Linked DNA regions of Mus musculus: region 2 is linked to region 1. A link is a loop called in an ENCODE intact Hi-C map of the cell type or tissue named here. Cell type or tissue: gastrocnemius. All regions are shown on one strand. Each heading gives the region's core, and the rest is flanking DNA. Links, peaks and the distances in the headings are about the cores only.

Region 1 (8,000 bases), core at 1-8,000:
ACATGCATGTGCGTCTGGAATGCCATGCACATATGTCCACATGCCTGTGCATGTGGAGCCTTCCATTGCTGTCTTCATGGTTTCAGTTCTTATATTACTTTGTCTATATGAAATATTAGGTTTTATACAATTAGTATTTAAGGTTTATTAGAGTATTCTGTTTACCTTTTATGAGAATATCTCATTTAAAATTACATTCTTCTCTTTTTAATGTAGACTGTCACACATGATTTAAAGAAAAGGAGACATCAAGTCATTAACATGTTGAAATGTATCTTAATGCCAGGAGACATGCCCACTTCCAGAATGGAAATGAATGTTATTTTATATATCTCTTAATTGTACTGTTTTATTGTTCTAAACAAATATGATTTCAATATTGCTTTGATAACAAGCTTTAGTCTGTTGTAATTCTAACTGATGGCAGGCAAATGAGTCAGAGAATCTCTTAATGCTTTAGTTTAAATTTTCTGAGAAACCAAGCCAAATGACTATAGAATATAAAGTTGTATCTCTGAGGAAATGTCAAGTATTAATATCACAGTAAGTGAGAAAGGAAGCGCATGAAGATGGAACAATCGCTGAAGACTGATTCCCCAGCTATAAGGAGGCAGCGGAGCACTTCAGCACCACAGTGGAGCCTGAGCATCACAGAGCATTCTGAAACTGATCCCTATCCTAAAAGAAATTGCCCTTGTTTGTTGTTTTATAGCTCTTTTAGTTTGTTTCTGGTTCATTCTTCTCATGTGAACTCCCACCAACACCCCCCCCCAAAATAACAACAAAAACTTATATTAACAACAAGAATTCCTGCTAGTGTTCCTACTTACATAAAAGATCAAATAAAGTAAAGGCCAAAAGAGCCATTTATGGAGCTGGAGCTTCTTACTTGATGATCTTCCTCCCTTACTGTAAAACCTAAACCATGCCTGGAGCTCTGATGGTTTTCACACCTAAACAAGCTCTCTGAGCTGATGCCTAGGAACCTGCGGACTCAGGAAACCTGTGCTGCTTACGGTGACAGATGTATCCTTCATTTGATGTTGAATAAAGAGAGTGCCTCCAACTCTGGCCTTGGTGCTGGATTCTTGCAGACCCTGTGTCCTCACTGACAGCTCCAGCCACCGCAGCCTGCCTGCAGGCTCCTGTTCTAGAGAGCCCTCCACCGAGTGACAGCCTTCTCAGGGGACTCCGAGGGAAAGTTCAAAGGTTGTTTGCAAAGACGGAAATGTGTTTCCTAGGTTATAGTGATTTGTATTTCTAAGGGGAGGTTCTGTCACCCAGATGCAGGCATGTGTAACTTAACGTTCATGGTGGACTTTATGTGTCCGCTGAGGAAAAGAAAATCAGCAGAGCTGCTGTTCCCTCATCTTCTTAGTAATCGTTACCTTAAATATTAAAATGAGAAATCTATATAGCAAAACGGGTAACTGGTATAGACTTGAAAATGTTCAGAAATTGAGCCTACCATTTATCAATTTAGGAAATGTTATTATGGAAACTTAGGTTGTGACCATTTTCTTTCTACCCAAAGCCTTTCTGTGGGATGTGGTCCCTTTCACAATTTTATTTTGGTTATAGGAGAACATTTCTCTGTCCTGTTAGTTGATAGGAATGCAGTAATGACACAGTGTGGCCGCGCTACAAATCAGAGTACATTAAGTGGCCAGAACACTGAGGGATGCTATCTCGTTTAAAATCGATTTTTACCAAAATGTGTGTGTGTGAGATCCTGTATATTATTATATATGTTAATCATATTATTTATAGTATATTAATTAGTACTTTATATATATATTAGTAAAATGAATACATAGTTGTCATATGCATGTATTATATAAAAGCTGAAGAAGAAGCAAGCCTACAAAGTCATAGGCTGTACACAGGAATCCTGGAGACTTTTAAAAGACTTGCTTTCTTCTATTTAGTAACCACGAAATAGCCTTCGACACTGCCGTCTCTAGGGGTTAGTCTGACGGCTGTGACTGGTAATTGTTGAACACTGCTGCCCCAGAAACAGAAGAGCTGGAGGGACGGCAGTGTCTGGGTGGCTCTCCTCTCCTCTCCTACTCTTCCTTCTGGGTCACTAAGACCTGCTCTCCCAGCTCGGTTTTCTTTTCTATATGCCCATCTGGTTCTTTCTTTCTTTCTTTCTTTCTTTTTTTTTTTTTTTGGAACACTGCTTTATTATAAGCATTTACTATGGTTTCAATTTAATAATTGCCTATAATAAAGGGATGTAGTTCACAGATGCATTTGAAAATACATGTGGTAAGTTTGAAATATTTTCACTAGGTAACATGAAATTAGAGCTTGCTTAGGTCTTTCCTATGAATTTCCTTTAAAGTTTAGTTTAAAAATATTTTTTTTTACATTGGAAGAAATCAGTTTTGAAAAAATATGCCTGTTAATAAGTGTTATATAACTTCCATATGAATAAGTCTTTTTTAGAAGATATATTTTAAAACATACTAATATTTGTAATGCCATAAAAATCTCCTCAGAGAAGTCCTTTATACTTTTATACTGAGGTTTCCAATCCACAGTATAGTAGAAACTTATAGTAGGAACTTGTGAACTTTTCCTTAGTAAAAACAGACACAAACTCTCCACTGGAAACATCGTTTTAAAGACATTGCTTACTTTAAAGACACGTCAGATGTTTATCTAAGTTTCCACTGTATTTTCTGTTCTATAAATTTTAATAATTCGATAAAATATTATAATATTGAGTATGAAAGGCAAAAGGTTGTCTATTTTCCTTTATCATATCTAATTATTTTTTCTTATGAAATCTAGGCGACGTAGTTACAGGAAGCGATGCTCAGGTTTCTGTTCCTGTCCAGGCTCTAACTGACCTCCAAGGTACAGTTGCCACCTCCCTGTCTACCATCTGTCTAATCACCCGTCTGTCATCTATTTATCCATCCTCTGTCTCTCTCTGTCTCTGTCTCTCTGTCTCTCTCTCTCTCCTCCCTCCCTCCCTCCCTCTCTCCTTCCCTCCCTCCCTCTTCTCTCATTTGTTGGCATGTACTGCCCCACCCCATTCTGGCCACTTACAGTGTCACAACTCTCTCCCAAACCCAGTTACTGGCCCTACTCTCCATTCAGCACACTGGTCCACTACCATAGTTTGGCCACTAAGTGGCACTGTTGTGTAAAACAAAAGTTCACTCTTAGGGCCTACTTTGGTGGCATCAGGCCTTGTGGATTTTCTGTTCACAGTGAAAACTCTTTTTCTTTGCCAAATATGATTCAACCTATGTTTGAGGTCATTTGCAACGTTATGTTCTGTAGGATGGCTGACACAAGGAAGGACTTTTGTTACTGGATGAATTGTTTGTAACAATATTTGACGAATTTGTTGTAAGATCTGTTTCTGTGTTTTAACTACCCATATTCCACCTAAAAAATTACCACTTGTCTTTTTCACAACCTGATTTTGAAATATTTTAAGTATTGCCTTCATATTAAAATTTTTGCCATACGATTTAACCAGTGTACAATGTAACCACCATAAATAGTGAGTCATAACAGTTTACAGTCAAAAACTAGCATTTTAATATTACCCATTAGTTTAGCTTAAGAAGTAAAAGCTTATCCATTTTCAGTACTTCCCATGGGATTTTAAGACATAAATATTTAAGATTACAATCATTAATCTTTTTCTTTGCACCTTTTAGTTGAAATACATTATAATGAGAATATTTATGTTACATGGAAGTTTAGAATTCAAGATTCTTTCATTCAAATTCAAGCTAAAATGAGAATAATAAAATAGTAATTAAACCTCATATCATGTTTGGCTTAATTTAAAATATTCATATGCATATAATAAACTAATCCTATTTATATTAAAATACTCTCCATCATTTTTCTTTTATCAAGATTTTATATTCAACAGTAATTATGGAACAAGCCAGTGTGCCTGCTGCAGGGCACACTGTTTTGTTGGCGCCAGGGTTCCCCAGTGTCCCTGCCTTCTTGGATGTTACTCTTGCTGTAGGGCTCTAAGACAACTCAGTCAGAACTGGCCCTTTGTCTGAATGTGTTTAGAATTCCCTTTGCCCCCACACTCTGACAGAGAGTTTGTCAGTCCGATAGAGAAGGTTCCAGCCACCGTGAGATGAACCTGGGGCAGAGGGAACAGGAGATGCTCTGCATCCCCTGAACTAGATAAGCCACTGTTTCCCTCAGCTCACTCACTGTAGCACCTGTTCATCTCATTGGGGTTTTTTGAGGAAAGAAAACCACAAAAATATTATCTGTAGGACATTACAGGAGCATAATACTATTTCTTCATTCTCTGACCTTCCTTCCAAGACATTTGCCAGCAGAGACTCCTAAGAGATGCTTGACAAATAACTTCCATTGTCCTAGAGTCCAAGGGACACAGCCATTTGCTTTGTGTGTTGAAAGGAAAAGGGAATGAAAAAAGGATAGACTATATCCAGACATGGTTGTGTCTGATCCCAATAATGCCTTTATGTGAAGTTAGAACCTCTGCATATATAGCCTATTCTAGGAGATCCACTCAATAAGCAGAACATAGCCTGGATTTCAGGGCACCATAGCAATCTGCTTCATATCTAATATAGTACACTGGTCCATACAGCTCTAGGACACTGCATAGCTTATACCTACATCCTGAGAATACCTAGCCCTCAGTTGAGTGAGGGCTGCGAATTTACCCTAGCAGGCCATGCCAGTGCTAACATTCCTTCTGAAAACTCTTCAGCTCAAGGCAACACTGTTCTGGAAGAAAAGGTTTTCAGAAGATCTCTGCAGGGAACTTCGTACAAAGACTGCTTTCTAAGTGTTGGTGTTTCCACAGTAACAAAAATATTATCAAGCTAGTTTACATAGTTAAGGAGGAAAATAAAACATTATATAGAGAGGTTTAATGCCACATCCAGGATTCAGAAATGTAATTATTTATTTTGGTATAGTTTTTAAGCTTGAACAAATCTGTTTGACTTATGCTAACACACACTAACACACATACCCCACAGGTCCTTGAACTAATGAATTAATCTTCTTGAGTCCCAATCTTGTCTTCTGTTGAGCTCTTCATTGAGTGGTTAGGATTGAATGGAATCAATCCATGATTGATCCAATCCATCAATTGGATGGTTATCAACAGCACAGTCCTGTTATAGTCACAATGTCTGTTTGATATCTTGTTCCTCTTTTTGATGACTTATTACTCAGGTAGGCAACCCTAGGCAGTGTGGGTACAGGAAAGGTAGGAGAAAGATGCACAGTGCTCCTCTCACACATTTGAGATCTAGAAACACAACATTTCTTATTCTGATTATCATTTATTCATGGAAATCATTGATTGATACAAAATGGGATAGGTTAATACGATTTTGTTCTTTGATAGTGTTATAATTTCTTTTAAATGGAACAAAGTCCCAATGGATTATAATAAAATTTACTTATATGTCACATATTCCTTATAAATGAATTAGATATATATGATTATGCAATGCCCACCATGTGCCTTCTTTCTGAAAGTATCCAAGGCAGCTAACATTTTACAAAATCTGATAGATATAACTGTTCACAACTCTTCCATTTTGGAAGAAAATAAGCTATAATAATCCACAAATACTAACGTGTTCTAAGGGTATAATAAAATTTAAATTATCCTATCTGGAATTTAGATTAACTATGATTTTGAACTATAATGTCAAGTATTGAGAGTCTAGAGAACAGAAGTGAGTTAATAATCAAAAAAGAGCAATAAGGAAAATTTCCCAGAGCTAAAGGAATGTACTGGCATGGAGATTGAGAGCAGTTAACAGGCAGAATGAAGACAGCCTGCCCGTCCCTAGAGGCCCCTCGGGGAACTCGGAAGAACTTGCTTGAGATGGGCACTGAAGGTTTCTAGAAAGGAAACAAGAAGGTTTGTGTAGAAGAGGGCTCTCAAGCAATCAAAATTTAACATGTGGAATTTTGTTGGTTATTTATTTGTTTATTGTTAAAGTTTTACACAACAGTTGTTTTGAATTAGGATTAAATGAAATGGTAAATTAGACATTGGTACATGTAAGAATTCAGTCCTGCCAGCAGGTTCACTTTCCTCTTGTTGATACAAAAAAAAAACTACCTCAAGAAGAGTAAGAGAAAGTTTACTCTGGGTCCAAATAGGAACAATCACAGCCTGGGAACACAGACTTTAAGTTACCTCAAATTCCATGTTCCAGTGCATCCCTGGATACATCCAGTTTCCTGGAGTTTTCATAGAAAGAGAACAAAGAAAACCATAAATCAAAGTGCTTTTCAAATACATTGGTGGAAACAGTAAGTAGGTGGTTATGGCAAAGTGGAGAAATCTCAACTGTCAGCCTCGGGTGCTGTCTGACCTTAAGTTTTGTTTAGTAGAAATTGGGTTTTAAGTTAATACATTCTAAGAGGCTTTTATCTGTTAGTCCAAGGATGTTAAGTCTGACATAGAGAATGGCTGTTTATGAAGCAAAGGACACCCAAGATAAATTATAACTAAGCTCTGCACTTGCAACATTCCAGCCTCCCCACATCTGGTCCTGCAACATAACCACCTCTCCACATCATGAAGTTCTAATCAGTCAATCCACATTTGTAGACATAGTTCCTTTCCAGTCTTGTTCCCTCTCTCCATTCTCGAGTACCTCTTAAACATACATACTTCACCACTTAGAGAAGTAGGATTATACTTCTAGATGAATTGGTAAGGAAACGAGGAGTGATAATGCCTTCTTCAGAAAATGCCAAATACCAACCTAAAAGATAAAATACTTAGAAGAAATGTAATTATTAACAAGTAAGACAGTAAAATAAATTATCTGCACAGTTCAAAAGGTAGGAAAGATCATCAAAAGGAGTAAGAAAAGTACAGGGTGAGTGTAACCATACAGAGACCAGATTGTTCCAGTGAAAGCAAAACACAGTTCTGGTCAAAGTACTGAAACAGGCTGGAGAGATGGCTCTGTGGCTAAGAGGATGGACTGCTCTTGCAGGGGACCCTGGTTTGACTCCCAGCACACACGTAAGGCAGGTCACAACCACCTATAACTCTAGCACCAGGGGATCCAATGTCTCTGTCTTCTTGGGGCACCTTTATTCATGTGCACTACCAAGACAGGCACACGTGCACGCGTGGAAACACACACACATTAAAAATAAATCTTTTAAAACAGTGATGTAATTCTATCTTCAATAAATCTGATCATGTATGAGTAAAAGAAAATCCTAGAATATACAAAATAACAATTGTAGAACTAAAGGTACAGAAGGTAGCTGGGCGGTGGTATCGCACACCTTTAATCCCAGCACTTGGGAGGCAGAGGCAGGCGGATTTCTGAGTTCGAGGCCAGCTTAGTCTACAGAGTGAGTTCCAGGACAGCCAGGGCTACACAGAGAAATCCTATCTCAAAAAAAAAAAAAAAAAAGAAAAAAAGAAAGAAAAGAAAAGAAAAGATACAGAAGGTGAGTTGGATTGTTTGTTTAGTTATAACAGGTAACTTTATAAGTTGGAACTTTGGACAAAGTTTTCTTCAGGTGACAAAGAATTAACAGATCTAGTGATTTTAGAATCCCTCTGTACTGTCTGGTGATTGTATAGGTCAGAGTCTGGCACAGGTCTCAGTGGGAGAACTCCCTGGGGTCAGGAGCTCCAGAGGAGTCTGTCTCCTTATGCATCTGCAATAGTGGTGAATTCAACTCCTGTAACTACGAGAAAATGGAGGCCCATTCTCTTGCCTGCTGTCAACCAGTGACCGTTGCCGGCTTCTGAAAGATGTCTTATCTCTAGATCCTACTCTAGTTTTTTCAGTATACGAAGCACCAGGTCAAGGCCCACTTAAGCTCCTGCTTCTCATTTTCTTCAGATACAGCCGAGAAACTGTGAAGTCTCTGAGTTGCTTCTCTCCCTTCCTCATTTATTTTTAGGACTCATGGTTAGACGGCCCAGAAGTGACAGTCCAAAATACCCTATCCACGAAATCCTACCTTAC
Region 2 (15,954 bases), core at 3,438-11,437, 860 kb after region 1:
AGTCCTACAGGGACACAGTCCACTGTGGATGAGAAGACGTGGTGACAGGAGGTGGCTGGTCACATTGTGCATGCAGTCAGGAAGCAGAGAGGCATGAATGCTGTTGCTTATCTCAGTTTGAGAAAGCAAGGAAACGTCCAGTAGCTGGCTTGGTTGCTGTTACACTGCTGTCAGGATCAGTCCTGAGACTCACCCTCAAACGCTGTGGATTCCTCAGGGAGGTCAGAGGGTGGAAGGGCCATGAGCCTTCCTCCCCTCTGTCCATCCCTCCTCCATGTCCCTGGCACGCTCACTCAGGGCTGGCATTGTTTCTGTCTGTGGGTTCCAGCCTCAGTTGCTGTGTGTATGGATGCATATTTAAATTCACTAGAATTTAGCTTTCAATGTTCTGGAAACACCGAAGCAATAGCTTCAACTACGTCAGGTATTGGTCTTGTGTGAATCAAGTCAGTGTCCAATCGTGGTTTGTTCCGATGACTCTGGGATGACCAGGACTCCAGGCTGCCTCTTCTACTGTGCTATGAGTCCCAACCATGCTCTCTACTTTGTGGGGCAGTATGGCTGTTGGAGCTCTCACCACCATGCCAGCATTATAGTCAATAGACGAAAGAAGCAGAGGGAGAGGGGACACTCCATCACCAGAGTCACATCCCATATATTGCATGGGAAGTTATCTGTATAGCCTATTGGATGAACTTGAGTCATCTAGCTGTACTCAGCTGGAAAGGACAGGAAATCACGCTTAAAATCAGAGGTCTGAGAAGGAAGATCCCGGGATCCTGGGACAAAGATAGTTGTCACTGTCATATTGTATAACCAGAGTGGAAGTTTCTAGATGTGATGACTGGGGATTATAGCCTGTGTTCCTTTTCTTGACCATGCCTTCAGCTTCAGGTCTTGATGTCCCCCTTAGAACAGATTAAGGAGCAGACACACTCGTCCCATGAACTCTCAAGCAAGGATAGAATCATTTTGATGATCAGGGCCATCGAGGCCATACTAAAGAGAATCCACAAGGGGTGTGTGTGTGTATGTGTGTGTGTGTGTGTGTGTGTGTGTGTGTGTGTGTGAGTGTGTGTGTGTGTGTGTGTGTGTGTGTGTGTGTGTGTGTGTGTGTGTGTGTGTGTGTGTGTGTGTGTGTGTGTGTGTGTGTGTGTGTGTGTGTGTGTGTGTGTGTGTGTGTGTGTGTGTGTGTGTGTGTGTGTGTGTGTGTGTGTGTGTGTGTGTGTGTGTGTGTGTGTGTGTGTGTGTGTGTGTGTGTGTGTGTGTGTGTGTGTGTGTGTGTGTGTGTGTGTGTGTGTGTGTGTGTGTGTGTGTGTGTGTGTGTGTGTGTGTGTGTGTGTGTGTGTGTGTGTGTGTGTGTGTGTGTGTGTGTGTGTGTGTGTGTGTGTGTGTGTGTGTGTGTGTGTGTGTGTGTGTGTGTGTGTGTGTGTGTGTGTGTGTGTGTGTGTGTGTGTGTGTGTGTGTATGTGTGTGTGTATGTGTGTGTGTATGTGTGTGTGTGTATGTGTGTATGTGTGTGTGTGTATGTGTGTGTGTGTATGTGTGTGTGTGTGTGTGTGTGTGTGTGTTTAAGGGATCAACATTCCTACCCAAGAAAGGACTTAGTTCGTCCCTAAAGGGCCAGGAGAGCTGCGATGCGGTTGGAAGAAGAGGCATGGAAGTGTGCAGAACTTCTGTGGTTGGCCTTAGGCGCCTCCCTGCTCTTCTCTTGGCCTCAGTTTCCCCCACGTACATAAGCCAGAGGTTTTGCAGATGAAGGCTCTCTGTGTGGTCCTTTGCAGCCTCGGGGAACACAGTGTGTAGTTCTGCTCTCCCAGCTGCCCTTCTAGCATCCAGGACTTTGGCCTGGGCTCAGGGTAGGGAGTTTTGGAGCAAGAGGCTGAGCAGGCTGCCCTGCCATTTCACAGAGCAGCCTCCTGGGCAGAGACCCTGGTGGCTCCTCACTCTCATGGTCATTGGCTATGCCATGTGTGCCCTCCGTGGAGGCGGGCTGGATCCTTTGCTCCTACTTTCAGAGTGTCCATATTTAGAGAATGCTGCATTGGGTAACTTTCTTGTTTTTGAGACATCTTCTGATGTAGACCTGTCCTTGAATTCACAGACCTCCTGCCCCTGCCTTGTTAAAACACTGCGATGACAGGGCTAAACCACATATCCATGTTCAGCTGTAGAATCTCAGGTCCACCCTCAGACTGTGGGAAAACCCTGAAAGTTTTCAAAGAAAATAGCCATGGTATATGATCTTAAGCACCAGAGGGACCAAGAATATGGAGGGTGTGGGACTCCCTGAATGCTAGGCCTCTTTACATTGTATGGATAGGAACCCTTCAGGGCTGTGCACTTGTCAACCTGTGCAGTCTTGGGCAACAGTCCTAGTCTGGCAGGAGAAAGAGTGGGAAAAGAGCAGAGAAAGAAGTCTTCAGGACTGTCTCCTGAAGTGGGTGGGGCAAGCCTGATTCTCCAAAATGCTGGCTGCAGCTCACACAGGTTCCCACTGAGAGGGCAGAGATAAGCATTGACCCAGTTGGAAGAATTCTTCCAAGTCCCTTCTTCCTGAGTTGTGAAAAACCAGGTTGTGATAGCGGGGTCCCCAGTATGAAACCCCCCTCTCAGGGGAGAAGAAGACTAAGGCAGAGGACTGTAAACCCAGAAGCTAGAAGGCAGTGATATGGCTCCCAGCAAGCCCCCAGCTGGACCCTTTACAATTAGAGACACAGAGGCCAAGAGAAGGTTCTAGAACTAGTGCAAATTGTGAGAACAAACAGATTAGAAGTTCACTGAGATGTCTCAGGCAAATGGCTTGGCCTCTCTGAATTTCAGCTTCTTTTTTTTTTTTTTTTGATAAAATGGGGCTACCCTTCTCTGGGTATCTTGTGAGTGGCTTGTCATATTGTCAGAGCCTTGTCTCAAGTCCACTGAAGGAATTTGGGGAGGGCTCTGTTGTATTGTGTGGGACCAAAAAAGGCAGTCTGTGTTCTGGTCAAGTGAGGTTTACTCCGGAGACCCGGTAGGAAATCCTACAAGGGACGGAACAGTGAGCTACACCCCCAGACACAGACGCCTGACACCATGAGTCCTCAACTCCATCATTCTGTGGCCATCAGTCACGTAGGCTGTCCAGACTCCACCCCCACAGTTTCCTGGCAACAACAACTGTGCTCCGCCCCACAGTTACCCTGCAACAACAGGGTAGCCCATCCCACTATAAAAAGAACTGCTTAGCCCTCCTCTCTTGCTTCTCTTGCTTTCTCTCTAGCCCTCTTGCTCCCTCTCTCCTACTCCACTCTCCCCTCTCTCCATGTGACCATGGCCGCCCTCTGCCTCTTTACTCTTCTCTCTCTCTCTCTGCTTTTCTACAATAAAGCTCTAAAACCATGGACTGTGTCTGCTCATCGAGATCTGTTATGCTGGAGTAATGGAGCAGGCTTCCCTAACCTCCTGCCTGAAGGCCTTCCTGCCCTCCAGCCACTGCTGCCAGTCAACCCAAGCAGGCCAACGAGCTCACCGCTCACCGCCTGAGCTAGCCAGACTCTCTTGTCCCCAAGATAACCTGCTAGAGCTCTCTTCCTACCCTTTCCCCCTCGGCCCCCACACCAGAGTTTGCCTGAGGGCCTGTTCTCAGCTCTTCTGCAACATACCATGGCCTGGGATGTCTGAGAGCAAGAACCTGTCGTCCCTGGCTCCATGTGGTCCAGGAACCCCAAAACCCCCAAACCGTCTCTTCCATGGTACCGAGCAGTCTATGGTGCCCGAGAGTCAGAGCTGAGAATATGCCTTCTTCCCCCGACCCCAGCGGGGTCCTGCGGCCTGTGAGGCTCCACACCCGTTCTGGGATGTTTCCGTGGGGTCCCATGGCAGTCTCCTTGAGCTCTGGTGGGACTCAGGTCTCCCCCATCCCTTTATTTCCCCATACCCAGCACTCCACTGAGCCAAATTGTCTCCATCTTTATCAGATCAGCTGGACTCATGTGCAAAGTTGGTCACAACTGGGCTTGTGGAATGCTCTGTTGACCCTCCCGCTCAGAAGGAGGAGGTAGGGAGAGTCTGAATATCCAGCAATTCCTCCCAGCTCTGCCCTAAGTGCACGTGGTCTGGGGTCTTGAGGAAGGTGAGGGTATATAGGCTGGGAAGGACTAGGGGAGGGGGCTCCATCTATGAAACTATGGGGAAGTCACTACCCATGCCGGGTGAAAACCTTCTATTGCAGATACTTTACCCAAGCTCCTGTCTGCGACCCTTCACCGAGGCTCTGTAAGTAAACTCAGTATATTCGTGGATGTATTGGAAGCAAACATTTTGGTTTGTCATTGGAGGTCTTAGAAAGAGTAGGGAGAGCTGTCTAGTTCCCCATATCCCACCCCAAGAGAAAATTCTCACGACAGGCCTTCTCCTTCTCCTCCCCAGTCCAGGGTCATGGTCTAATGGAGGGTGTGGTGTCCCCAAGGCTGCCCTCCCTCCTCTGTAGAGAAGGAACATGTGGCCTTCAGTCTTAGCTCTTTTCGGGGATAGCAGGAGAGTGAGAGACACAGAGACACAGAGAGACAGAAAGACACAGAGACACAGACACAGAGACACACAGAGACAGACACAGAGAGACAGAGAGACAGAGAGACAGAAAGACACAGAGACACAGACATAGACACAGAGAGAGACAGAGAGAGACAGACAGAGACACAGAGACAGAGACTCAGAGAGGGATGCTGAGGCATCCAGGGCTACTGTCCCTCCAGTCCCACCTTCTGAATACTTATGCTGTCTCGTGTCCAGTTGCCTCAGGGTGCCTGCCATGGCTCTAAGTCATAGCACTGATGGACCCTATTTGGGGCCTTCTTGGAAGGCTTAGAGTTTGGCTGTTGTTTTCCCCCTGAGGTCCAAGGGAGACAAGGTGTTTTAAGCCCCCTGACTGTTCCACCTCGGTCCTCGCCTAGAGCAGAGGAATAGGATGCATGAGGGAGGCTCAAAGGCTTTGTGTCCCTCTAGGGGACCAGTTGACCCCATAGCTATGGAGGACAGCTCCACACTGACGGGAAAGACCCGAGAGATCATAACCCACCCGGCTGGGAAAGGCCAGAGCCTACTTAGGCTACAAGCTGTGTCCCAGGCCCACCAAGCCACCCCCCATGAAAGACCAGTCAGTCACCTGTGGTGAGTTCTCAGGCAGGTGAGTTCCCACCCGACCAGCTCCCCTACCCTAGCCACTCATGTGATGGCTGAAGCCCACAGTGCTGAGCATGACAAAGGTGAAGTAGAAGCTCTCCTCGTAGCTCCAGCCTTCCATGTGGGAGAAGAGAAGTGGAGGCAGCAGCATGAAGGACTGGAGGTCAGAGAGCAGCGCAGCAGGGCCTGCCAGCCTCCTTGCCTGCAGGGTCCTGGAACACACAGCATCGGCCTGAGGCTCTGTCGAGCACAGTGAGAAACAGATGCCCTTGTGCCCAACCTCTCCAGCTTGTGTCCCCTCATGTTTCCTGCCAAAAGCTTGGGGTGGCTTTGACTCCTCCCATCCTCACCCTCACCATGGACATGATCACAGACCCCGTCCTGGGCTTTGCTCCCCCAACCTCACCACCAGCCTCCCATTCCTCTCCCTTCTGCTCCCAAACTCCATTTCCACCACAGTTTCCCAGCTGGAAGCGATTCATCCAGGTTTGTGGCCACTGCCTCAGCTGTTAGCTGCTCCCCAGCTGGTGGGCACATTGGTGCACCCCACACTACATAAGGTGGCCCAGCTGATGGAGTGCTAGCAGGCAGCCAGGCTCCGGTTGCATCCTCTGATGCAGGAGAGAGGGGTATTTGAGGGGACACCTCCTTCATCTCTGGGCATGGCCACCCTGGTCATTTCACTTCCATGCTGGAGGTGGCAGCTGCTGCCTAGCCAGGCCTGATGACTAGACAGAGCAAGGCTGGCACATCAGGTTGCTGTTGGGCTCTGGAGTTCTTATCCATTCTGGCTCCACTTCTTGGACTCTGACTCCTGCAAGGCTTTGGGAACTTGGGCAAGGCTTAATCTTTCTGAGCCAGTTTGCTTAACTTTAAAATGGGCTCCAGACCTGTCATGGGGGAGGGGGTGATGAGAGGCCACAGTGGGGGCCACACTGTCGGTGGGAATGCCAATCCCTGAGCATCCAGTGGGTACCAGGCTGAATGAATGGAATGAATGGACCAATGAATCAAGACGGAAGGTTGCCATATGATCTCTCTCCCTCCCTCCCTCCCCCCCTCTCATTTCCCTTTCCATTCTTGCTTTGTTTTATTTGTCTTAAACCAGGCTTTTATCTAGGCTGGCCTCAAACTTTTTTTAATGTAACCTGTTTTTTTAACCCCCTGTCTCCACCTCTCAAGCGCTGAGATCACAAAGTGATGGTCTGAATAAGTGGGATGCTAGGGAGGTGTTCGAGAGTGAGCCTTGTATTGGAGTGCTGGAAAGACAAGGCAAGGATATAACGATGCTGGTTCCTGAAGGGGAAAGAGGCAGTCGTGGTGGAGCCTAAGTCATCAGCAGTGTGAGCCTGCCACCTGGTGGTAAGTCCTGGGTCATGCAGGCAAGACTGAGGGCAAGGGCTTTTGGGTTGGTTCCTGAAATCCAGGGCTGCAGGGATCCTGGGTTTCTGTCCACACTATTTCCACACAACAGTCTTAAATGCTTTTAAGACAGGCTCCACATCACCCTGGCTCTGGAGGGGAAATGGGTCCAGAGGACAGTGTTAGGGGCCAAGGGATGCTGATGCACTGTGAGAGTTTTCAGGGACAGGTGGGATGACCAAAGTCCACCAGTGCATCAGCCCCCAAACTTGAATATGCACACAGCTCCCCTGGTGTCTGGGGAAGTGCAGAGCCAGGTCCATGTGTCCTGAGGCTGCTTGTAAGAGGCTTGGGGTGTGCTACAGGTGTCACACCCTGTCATACACTCTGGGATGCAATCACTGGAACTATTGTCCCTCAGGGTAAGGCCACCTCCAAAGTTCCAGCAGCTTGTCCCATGCTGCCCTCACCAACGGCAATGATGGTGGGCACGGAAAAGAAGGAAGAGCCTACAAACTCCCAGCCTGTGTATTTCTCAGGAGGTAGGTCCCATCTTTATATGCTTGGGTGATGTCCTGGGGGAGGTGATGCAGTGACCCACAGGATCTTGAGAGAGGAGGATGGGCCCCTGCCCCCTCTCCCATGTCTGTGCTATACCTACAACCACACTCTTGTTGTATAGACAGTTTCTCCAAAGAGATAAACTTCCTCCTGGCGGAAGGAGAAAAGCTCCGAGACTTCCAGGCTCAGGAAACTCAGGAGGGCACAGGATTCACAAACCCAGTCCCCAAAGTTAAATCTCACAGTAACAACTGCTGGGGAGAGCCATCAATAGAGCTCTAGGGATGTGAGGTGTCACCCATAATGGGATGGACTTTTCAGTGATGCCGCTGCCTTTGAACCATCCACATTCCTATTAGTAACTCCAATAAACCCCCTTGGTTCCTCCAGCTAGAAGTGAGTGGGATTGTTTCTTTGGTCAATTAATCCCTGGTGCCCTATCTGACTTGAAGAGAATTTTTCATGTGTCCCCAGGAAAACTTAACACAATATCTCATCCTTTATTCCAAGTCTATTTGGGGCAGGGAGTCTCTACTTTTTCTACTAATCAAGGGCTTCCCAGAGGAAGATATCATGGGGATAAGTCCTTCTCCAGCTTATCCCGGAGTCAGGTCAGAGTGGCTTAACTGTCTAGCTCAGCCCTAATCTCACAGGACGCAATAGGCTGCTGTTGCCGGAGGATGACAGAGCTATGACCTCAGCCTTCAGTGGAACACGGGAGAACTGAATTACCTCTGCTCTGGGACCACCAAGACTGTTTCTGGTCCAAAGGAGGCTGTGTTGGGAGGGTTTCAGCTTTTACATGTCTAGTTTTTCTTATCTGCAAAACAAAATACTAACAGTGGGGAATGTTGCTGTCTTGTTAGGGATACCACACTGTGGAAATGCAGAGATGACGGGGCAGAGGCAGGAGACTTTGTGGACAGAGCGACGCTGGGTTTTCTTGGAGGGTTTTCCCACTGAGAAGACATTTAGGAGGACAGAACAACAGCAGCAGAGCCAGGGGAGGTCATACTGTACCTTGGACATAAAATCATAGGATTCTAAGAAATATCCATACAGGTACACAGGTCTATGCAAGCGCAGCCTCCAGGTGATAAAACAGCCTCAGCTCTTGGCTGTGCGTTTAGGCTAAACCTCCCTGAGCCTCGGTTCATCTCTTAGGGGGATGCGGAGGCTAGTGAGGAATGCGCTGGGCAAGGGAAGGGCTGTAAGGGAAGCATTTACTGATGGTGGCCAGACAGTCCCTGCTCTGCCTAGCTCCAGATGCAGCCCAAGTAGCTTCCCCAGTGGTTTGGGCAAACTGCTTTACTCTGGGTCTAGCCTAGACAAACATACTTTCCTCCTTAGAGTCTGGCCATGCCTCCAAGGTATTTGCCCCTCCCCTGACCTTTGAAAGAGGTTGGGTGTGGCCTTTTATCCGTTGCACCTTGTCTCAGCAAGCCCCACCACAGCGGGGTGATCAGACCGAACACAACCCTGTCTCCTCTTGACAGCCTTGTAGCTTGTGACCCATTCTCTATGGCTGTGTTCTGGATGGCTCTTCCCACAGTGATGGTAGTGCCCTTTCACTTCCTTAAAGATGCAGCCCCTCTCCTTGATAGAGTGAGGTCCTCTCCACTGGATCCAGCCCCTCCCGGTGGTTACCTCGCCCCTCCCAACCACATAAGCCATTCTTTCCAAGACTATTGACTCTGCCTCTCTCAGCACTTCAGTATCTGGGGCCAGAGCCCTCCTCATCCCTGCAATGAGCTTCAAGCCTTTTATCCCACCCATTGCTTCTTTCTTTGGCTGGTTTTGCTAGTTCCCTTACCTGGATCGGTAGGTCCAGCATCAAGCCATCTAGACTCTTGGCATTCTGTAGAAGCGCACATTTGTCACACTGGAAGTTGAGACTGAAGTTTCTGAAGGCATGATCTTTCAGTGTCTAGAACACACCGGTGCCTGGTAAGCCAAGTAGGAAAGCAATGGGAGCCTTGAACCTGGCACCTGCCAGTCGCAGGCCCAGCAGGGTGTCTCCGGAGATCATGGAGCCCAGGTGTGCTATGGTGGACAGGAATCAGGAATGGGCAAGAGAGGCCAGGAGGGGCCCTTCTCTAAGCAAGTGCCTGCTGGTGGCCTGTTTCCCCTGCTGAAGAGTTGCAGCAGGGTGCAATAGCCCTATCTACCCTCAAATATCCAAATCCAGGGACAAACTGATAGCTTACTGGAAAGTTGAAGCCAGGGGAAATGAGAGGGTTGCCAGGTAGCCACAGGCCAGGGGAGGGAAGGACCCAGACTCCCTCCCCACTCCCCAGCTCCGAGCCCCAAACACTTCCCCTCAGTGAGAAGACTGTTGAAATCCACAGTGCACAAGAGAAACAGCCAGGTTTATTGTCACAGAGCTCCTGTCTAACTTGTCACACGAGGGACTTCCCCCAAGTGCTTGTTGTACTCAGTGTCACACTAGGTTCCCTTAAAGTACTCAAAGAAAAGAGCCCAGCTGGCTAAGGTAAGTCTGTGTATGAGGGAGGCAGAAACTTGTGAACCCAGATTTATCCTAGCTGCTCTGGAAGACGTCTCTGTGACCCCATTCACCGAGAGCCGAGGCGGGGACCAGCATGTATAGAGCTGATGGAGGGAATTCAGATTTCAGTCCTTTACTGATGTCCTGGGGGTAGAAAATCCTCCGTGGACGTGGGTCCTCCCTAGGGACTCCCCTCAACCTCCTGGATTCTCTCCCCAAATGCTGCAAAGACGGAGATGCTTAGAAACCTTCTTGCAACTGGGGAGAAAGGAAATCTGAGGAAGAATTTGTCTTCTTAAGACTGGCCTGTCCTCCCTTCAGGCCCACAGTGCTGAAATCGGGCAGAAGGACCAGGTGCGGATGTTCCCATGGAGGCCTAGGCCCCAGGGAACTCTTTCTGTAAGGCTTCTGAGATCTGTTGTCCCCTCCTGCTTCTCAGGGGGAGTAATGAGGAACAGGGGTGCCCTGGGGATCAAGGGAGGTCATTTTCAGAAGGTGGTGGGACACCCAGATGATGCCCCGAGGCTTCTTCAGGAATCCACCTTCACTCGTGGCCAAGGAAAGCTGGAGAGTGCTGGCAGGTGGCCTTTGTGTTTAGAGTTCCACAGCTGTGAGCCTACTAAGGACAGTTTTCTGTGTGCACCTAAAGTATCCCTGGGTGTGTGTCCAGGTCCCTTCCTCCAGCCACTGTCCCGAACACTCATTCTCTCCAGGTTTGTCCCTGTCAAGGCTCTAGGGTTGTTGCAATGGGGGCCAACTCAGTCCTTAGAGAGTGAAGATACAGCAAGAGTAGTCCTGGCACACAGTGGGGGTCTGTGGTGTGCCTAGTGTGTAGCAATGAACACAAAAACCAACTCAGCCTTTGGTTGCAGCTCAAGGCTTCCTGAATATGAAGGTGGCATTGGCAGTTTGGCCATCATGATTCATGTTGGGTTTTTCCTGGTCCCCTGTGATGGAACAGGAAAAAGGGCTCTGAGGCCAGCATGCAAACCTCTACCCACTAAGTCTTTGATTTTTTTTCTCTGCACTTCCCTTGAATTATTCTGTAGGCACACCTAGCTCCTTTCTCTGGAGAATTACTGACCACCTGTCTGGGGAGTATATGGGTTGGGAAAGAAGGTAGCATGGGTTTGGGGGGTGGCTGAAACACTTGGGTATCACGCAGAGATGGAGATTCTCTGAGGGCTGGAGTCAGGGTCAGGGGCTGCTTCATCCTTGGGGTCCAGGCCCCCGATGAACATCCAGAGACTGGAACACACCTATGCAGAAGCAGGGACCCCAGGCTGAGGACTACCGCCAGCCACACCGGACTTAGGATGATCCATAAAGCTGCCAAGCTCCGGTACATGGTGATGTGATGCTTGCTGGGGTCTGTACCTGCCAGGGAAGGTGACGGCTTGTGTCTGGGGGCACAGCCACCCTCAGATTCCATAGGGTGCTCTCTCCTACCAGTTGTGGGAAAAGTGAATATCTGAGGATGCCACCAGGAGTCCACAGTGGCCCCAGAAATAACCAATCTCAGCTGCTATCCCCATGCAATGCACCCCAGGTTCTAGTGAATACCTGATTTTCTCATCCTCACCGACAACATAGTCCCAGAAGCTAATGGTGCTGAGGGTGATGAAGGCAAAATAGAAACCCTCGCCAAAGCTCCAGCCCTCCACGTGACTGAATAACATGGGTGGGAAGATGAGAATGACCACAGTCCCCAGGGTCAGGAACAACCAGGCCCAGGTGGTTGAGGAAGACCACGTTGAGTGGGATGCCAACCAGGGCATAGAAGACACAGAAGAGTTGCCCTGCCTCTGTGCTGGGAGCCAGGTTGCCATAGCCTGTATATCAGGTGGAGGAGAAGGAGAGTCCAGAAATGCCTCCTGCCAGCTCCCCTCTCCTTGTCCTCTGGGGGAGGAGAAGTTCTCTGTTCCCCTAGACCCTCATCCTATCATCTACTAGAACAATCTTATAGAAGGCTCCTCTCCAATGATGCTACCTCCATGACGCTCTCCTGACTGCCACCCTCTGCCTCCCTCTGCCTCCCTGCCAGGCATGCTTCCCCAAGATGTTCCCCATCCTTTCTATTTCCCTATTTGCCTTATAATCATAGTGATTTAATTCCTCTTTTCTGGTTTGGGAGGCCAAGCCTGGGTCAGATTTAAATTCATACTCTGACCCATATTCTAAGTCTCTGTTTGGACTGCCGAGGAAGAGGAAGGTGTTTGGAACCGAATGGGGGCTTAACTGAATGGAAGGGAGGCCTGTGTGACACTGGGGTGGATGGGGGAAGCATCCCACTATTATCACATCTCCTCAGGTTTGCTGGGATGCCACCTGCAGCTTTGAGGGACAGTCCCTTTATAGAAATGACCTCCCTCTTCAAATATCTCTGCTATATTTCTCCTGGAGAGGACTTTCTGGTCTGTGGCCAGGCTCACAGTGTCAGAGCATTAACACACCAGGGTCAGCTCATGGCCAGACAGGAGTGTAGTCAATAGAGAGACCCATGCTTGCTTTCATACAGCTGTACTGAGGGAGGGTCCTTCCCAGCCCTTCAGAGGGCCCCAGGGAGGTAAATCCAGCCCCTCACTGCAGCGATGTAAGCAGGCTTCACTGCTTTTATCTGTTACTGTCCCACCATGTCCCCATTGGTGCTTCCTGTGTCACCATGTAGATAAACAGCATCCTTGACCCAGGGGTGGGAATGATCTCAGCTGAGGGGGAGGGGGGTAGTGAGGCCCCTCCTTCCCAGCCCCTTTTCCTATGGTGGTGACCACTGTGCCTGCAAAGAAGAAACTGCTCCCAAAGTCCCAGTTGCTGGGGTTGGTGGAGTTGCCTTTGGGGTTTATACCATTCACTCAGGCTTCCAGGATGACCTGCGGGAGTGGCACGGTCAGGCGGCCAGTCAGCCCGCTTTCACCAAACTCTCAGGAGGATGCTTTTGTGTGCTTACGTTTACTAAGTCTCTCAGATAACATTGTCTCCACCTCACAGAAGGGAACATGAAAATTCTGATTGGCTAAGACACTTGCTAAGTGGCCTAGAGTTGGCTGAGGTGTGTGCTTTAATGGGCAGGGGCTAAGGAGATGACGTGGAGATGTTTTTTGGTGACTAGGAAGATGACACACATACATACACTAGTTAGGACAAGGTAAGGTTAGTGTTGGATACTTCTGGAAGAGATCTGCTGGGACGGTGGATCCTGGAGGTTCCTTCCCATGGGCCACGTGGTGGGAAGCCATGGAGCATTCCTGAACATCTAGAGGGCTGGCTGCTTTGCTTGCTGGCACGCTTCAGAGAGCAGAGCCCATGCCTGCAGAAGAAATTCCATCAGGGACCCGGGAGAGGTTGTGTGTACTCTGTGGTGTGTTGTCTGTCGGTGCTGTGTGTTGCATGGGTATGTACTCTGTGTGTGTCTGTGTTTTGTGTTTGCAGGGCAGGAACCTTGGTAGGTTCAAGCCCCATCCTTCGGCTCCTTCTCCCCAACTCTAGCCCTCTTCTGCTTTAGCTAGGAACATGTCCCAGGGAAATATCAGATCAGTTTGTTAACCTTCAATGCTTCACAGGTAGGGAGCGTTTGAGAAGTATGGCTGCTTTTCCTACATCCCTTTCCTGTAGGAACTGACTTTCACCTGCTAGGTAGAGGCCTCCTGGCTCTCCCCTGGACAGGAATTAGCTTCTTAGGATGCGGACTTTGGCTTCCTCTTTCCCACACATGCAGAGAGCTCAACCAGACATTTAAGAGCATGTCCCCTCCCTGGAGACCCCCCACTCTTGGGGACAGCATTTGCCCAAGTCCTTGGCTATCCTTCTGCACCTCTTGGCCCCCTACCCTATAGAGAAGAGTCTTTGGCCTCCCTAAAGCTCTGAGTGTGGGTGAGTGGCCTCAGGTGGCTGCTACATCTTTATCTCTGACAATCCAATGGTGGAGGAGGAGGGAGGCAGGCATAGAAGCTTCCACATGGAGACATGTTTGAACACAACACTCAGCATCATTTATGGCTCAGTGTGTGAGTTCCCTAGGGACTGGGATTCCCTTAAATATTACACTAACATTTCTCTGCCTCTACCTGCCCTGTCCTGAGACTGAGGACTTTGAGGGACATGTATGCCCTCATCTTTCCTAGTGAGTCCCTAGTGCTACCTACTGGTCCTTTTGGGCTGCAATCAGACCTACACCTTTGTCCTTGATTGCAGAACTCATTTGAGCCTGTCCATCTGTCTGTCCACTGCTCAACTGGTTCCACCTGCATGCCAGGGCTGAGGCAGGAGAAGGTTTGAGGTGTCCCTGTCTCTGGTTCACTCCTGGGATGTTGGGAGATCTGAAGGTGAATATTACCCCTGAGTAACTCTGAATGCATGGAGTGTGTCCTAGAAGAGCTGAACAGGGACTCTCTGCTGAAGTCTTTTCTTGTAGACAAGTTGCTCTTGGTCCCAAGAGTTGTCTTGGGGCTTTAGCATCTCTTGGTGGCCTCACTCAGTTCCTGTGTCGGCAGGTCTGAGACTTGAGTCCCTAAAGCTCTCAGGTGCTGCTGCTGCTGTTGGTGGTGGTGATGCTGGTGGTGAAGCATGCATGTGCGCACATGCATGTGTGAATGTGTGTGTGTGTGTGTGTGTGTGCGTGCGCATGTGTGTTTCTACGTGCAGGCATGATGTGCCATGGTATGTGTGTGTGGAAACCAAAGGACATTTCTTGGGAATTGGTTTTCTCTTTTCACTTTGTGGTCTCCAGGGTTTGAACTCAGTTCTTGATGGGACTTTCATCTGTCTGCCAAGCCATCTTGCTTGCTCCACACCTGGATGTTTAATGTGGGTTCTGGGCATTAAAGTCAGACCCTCATATTTGTAGGACAAGATCATAGCTGACTGAGTTGCCTCCTCAGCCCCACATTTACTCTTTCATTTCACTGTATTGTTTAGGACATTTAAGTTAAGCGACTCAGTTAAGGCCACATAGGTCTAGTTGTAGACTAGAGACAGGCTCTGGACTAGGTTTCTTTCAGATTCCAGTTCCCACCACATTCTGTCTTCAAACATGAACCAACAACTTGGTGGTGGTTCTGAATCTGCCACGGGCTCCTCCACCCACCTCCCTTCTGGTCCCATCTTTCCTTACTCCCTCACCAGAATGAGCATCTCCAGGGCCTGCTGGTTCAGGCAGGTGTAGTTCTCTAGGAAGAACAGCTCTTCCATCTGGAACTGGTCCCTGGATTGAGTTTCTGCTTGTTTCTCCAGCAGCTGGAAAATTATGGCTCCAAGCAGCAGGTAGCAGATAGGTCATAAACAGGGGCAGTACCCAGCCACACCAAAAGCAGCAGAGCACATGGCCATCACAGTCATGGGCATCACACACATGGGCATCAGTGACACGGGCATCACAGTCATGAGCATCACAGACATGGGCATCATTGTCATGGGCATCACAGACATGAGTATCACTGACACGGACATCACAGTCATGATCATCACAAAAATAGGCATCACAGACATGGGCATCACAGACATGAGCATCACTGACACGGACATCACAGTCATGGGCATCACAACATGGACATCACAGACACGGGCATCACAGACACGTATATAACAGACATGGGCAGCACAGACATCAGCATCACAGACTTGACCACCACAGAAATGGGCATGACAGACATGGGCATCACAATCATGGGAATAAAAGACATGAACATCACAGCCACGGGCATCACTGTCACGGGCATCACAGACACGAGCATCATAGACATTGTCATAACAGACATGGGCATAAAAGACATGAGCATCACAGATATGGCCATCACAGACACAGACATCACAGACATGGTTATCACAGATGTGGACATCAGAGACATGGGCATCACAGACTTGACAATCACAGAAATGGGCACGATACATGGCCATCACAATCATGGGCATAAAAGACATGAACATCACAGACACAGGCATCACAGACTCGGGCATCACAGACACGTGTATCAGAGACATGGGCATCACAGACAAGGTCATCACAGAAACAGACATCACAGCAATGGGAATCACAGACATAAGCATCACTGTCACGGGCATCACAGTCATGGGCATCACAGACATGGACATCAAAGATATGGGCATCACAGACATGGGCATCACAGACACAGGCATCACAGCCATGGGCATTAGCGACATGGTCATCACAGACATGGTTATCACATACATTGGCCTCACAGCCATGGGGATCACAGACATGGGCATCACAGACATGGGCAACACAGACCTGGGTATCACAGACACGGGCATCACAGGCACGGTCATCATAGACTCGGGCATCACAGACATAAGCATCATAGATATGGCTATCACTGATGTGTGCATCACATACATGGTCATTGCAGACT

The links. Hi-C counts contacts between places; a loop is a spot of excess contacts. Peaks named below come from ENCODE experiments on the same cell type or tissue, not always from the same donor. Only the 100,000 strongest peaks of a DNase experiment are listed, where the experiment ranks them.
Region 2: a loop joins it to region 1, with 6 times the contacts of the local background. A loop is called at or near these places in 19 of 42 quality-filtered maps.

What each region holds. Positions count from the first base shown.
Region 1 is chr17:50,790,791-50,798,790 of GRCm38, reverse strand. The region is part of intron 17 of Tbc1d5 (TBC1 domain family, member 5); the gene reads left to right. Gm41598 (a long non-coding RNA gene) reads right to left here and starts at 7,942. Exons shown (of 2, transcript XR_876871.2): 1 at 6,194-7,942; 2 at 5,201-5,287. In gastrocnemius, for the core only: a CTCF peak has its summit at 3,141 (motif pointing right); a DNase peak (open chromatin) is centred at 3,103.
Region 2 is chr17:49,926,542-49,942,495 of GRCm38, reverse strand. It overlaps the pseudogene Gm19465. Among named protein-coding and RNA genes, the nearest start is that of Gm52302, 100 kb to the left of the region's middle. In gastrocnemius, for the core only: no CTCF peak of the experiment used is centred there; DNase peaks (open chromatin) are centred at 5,843, 6,023, 6,518, 6,789 and 1 more place.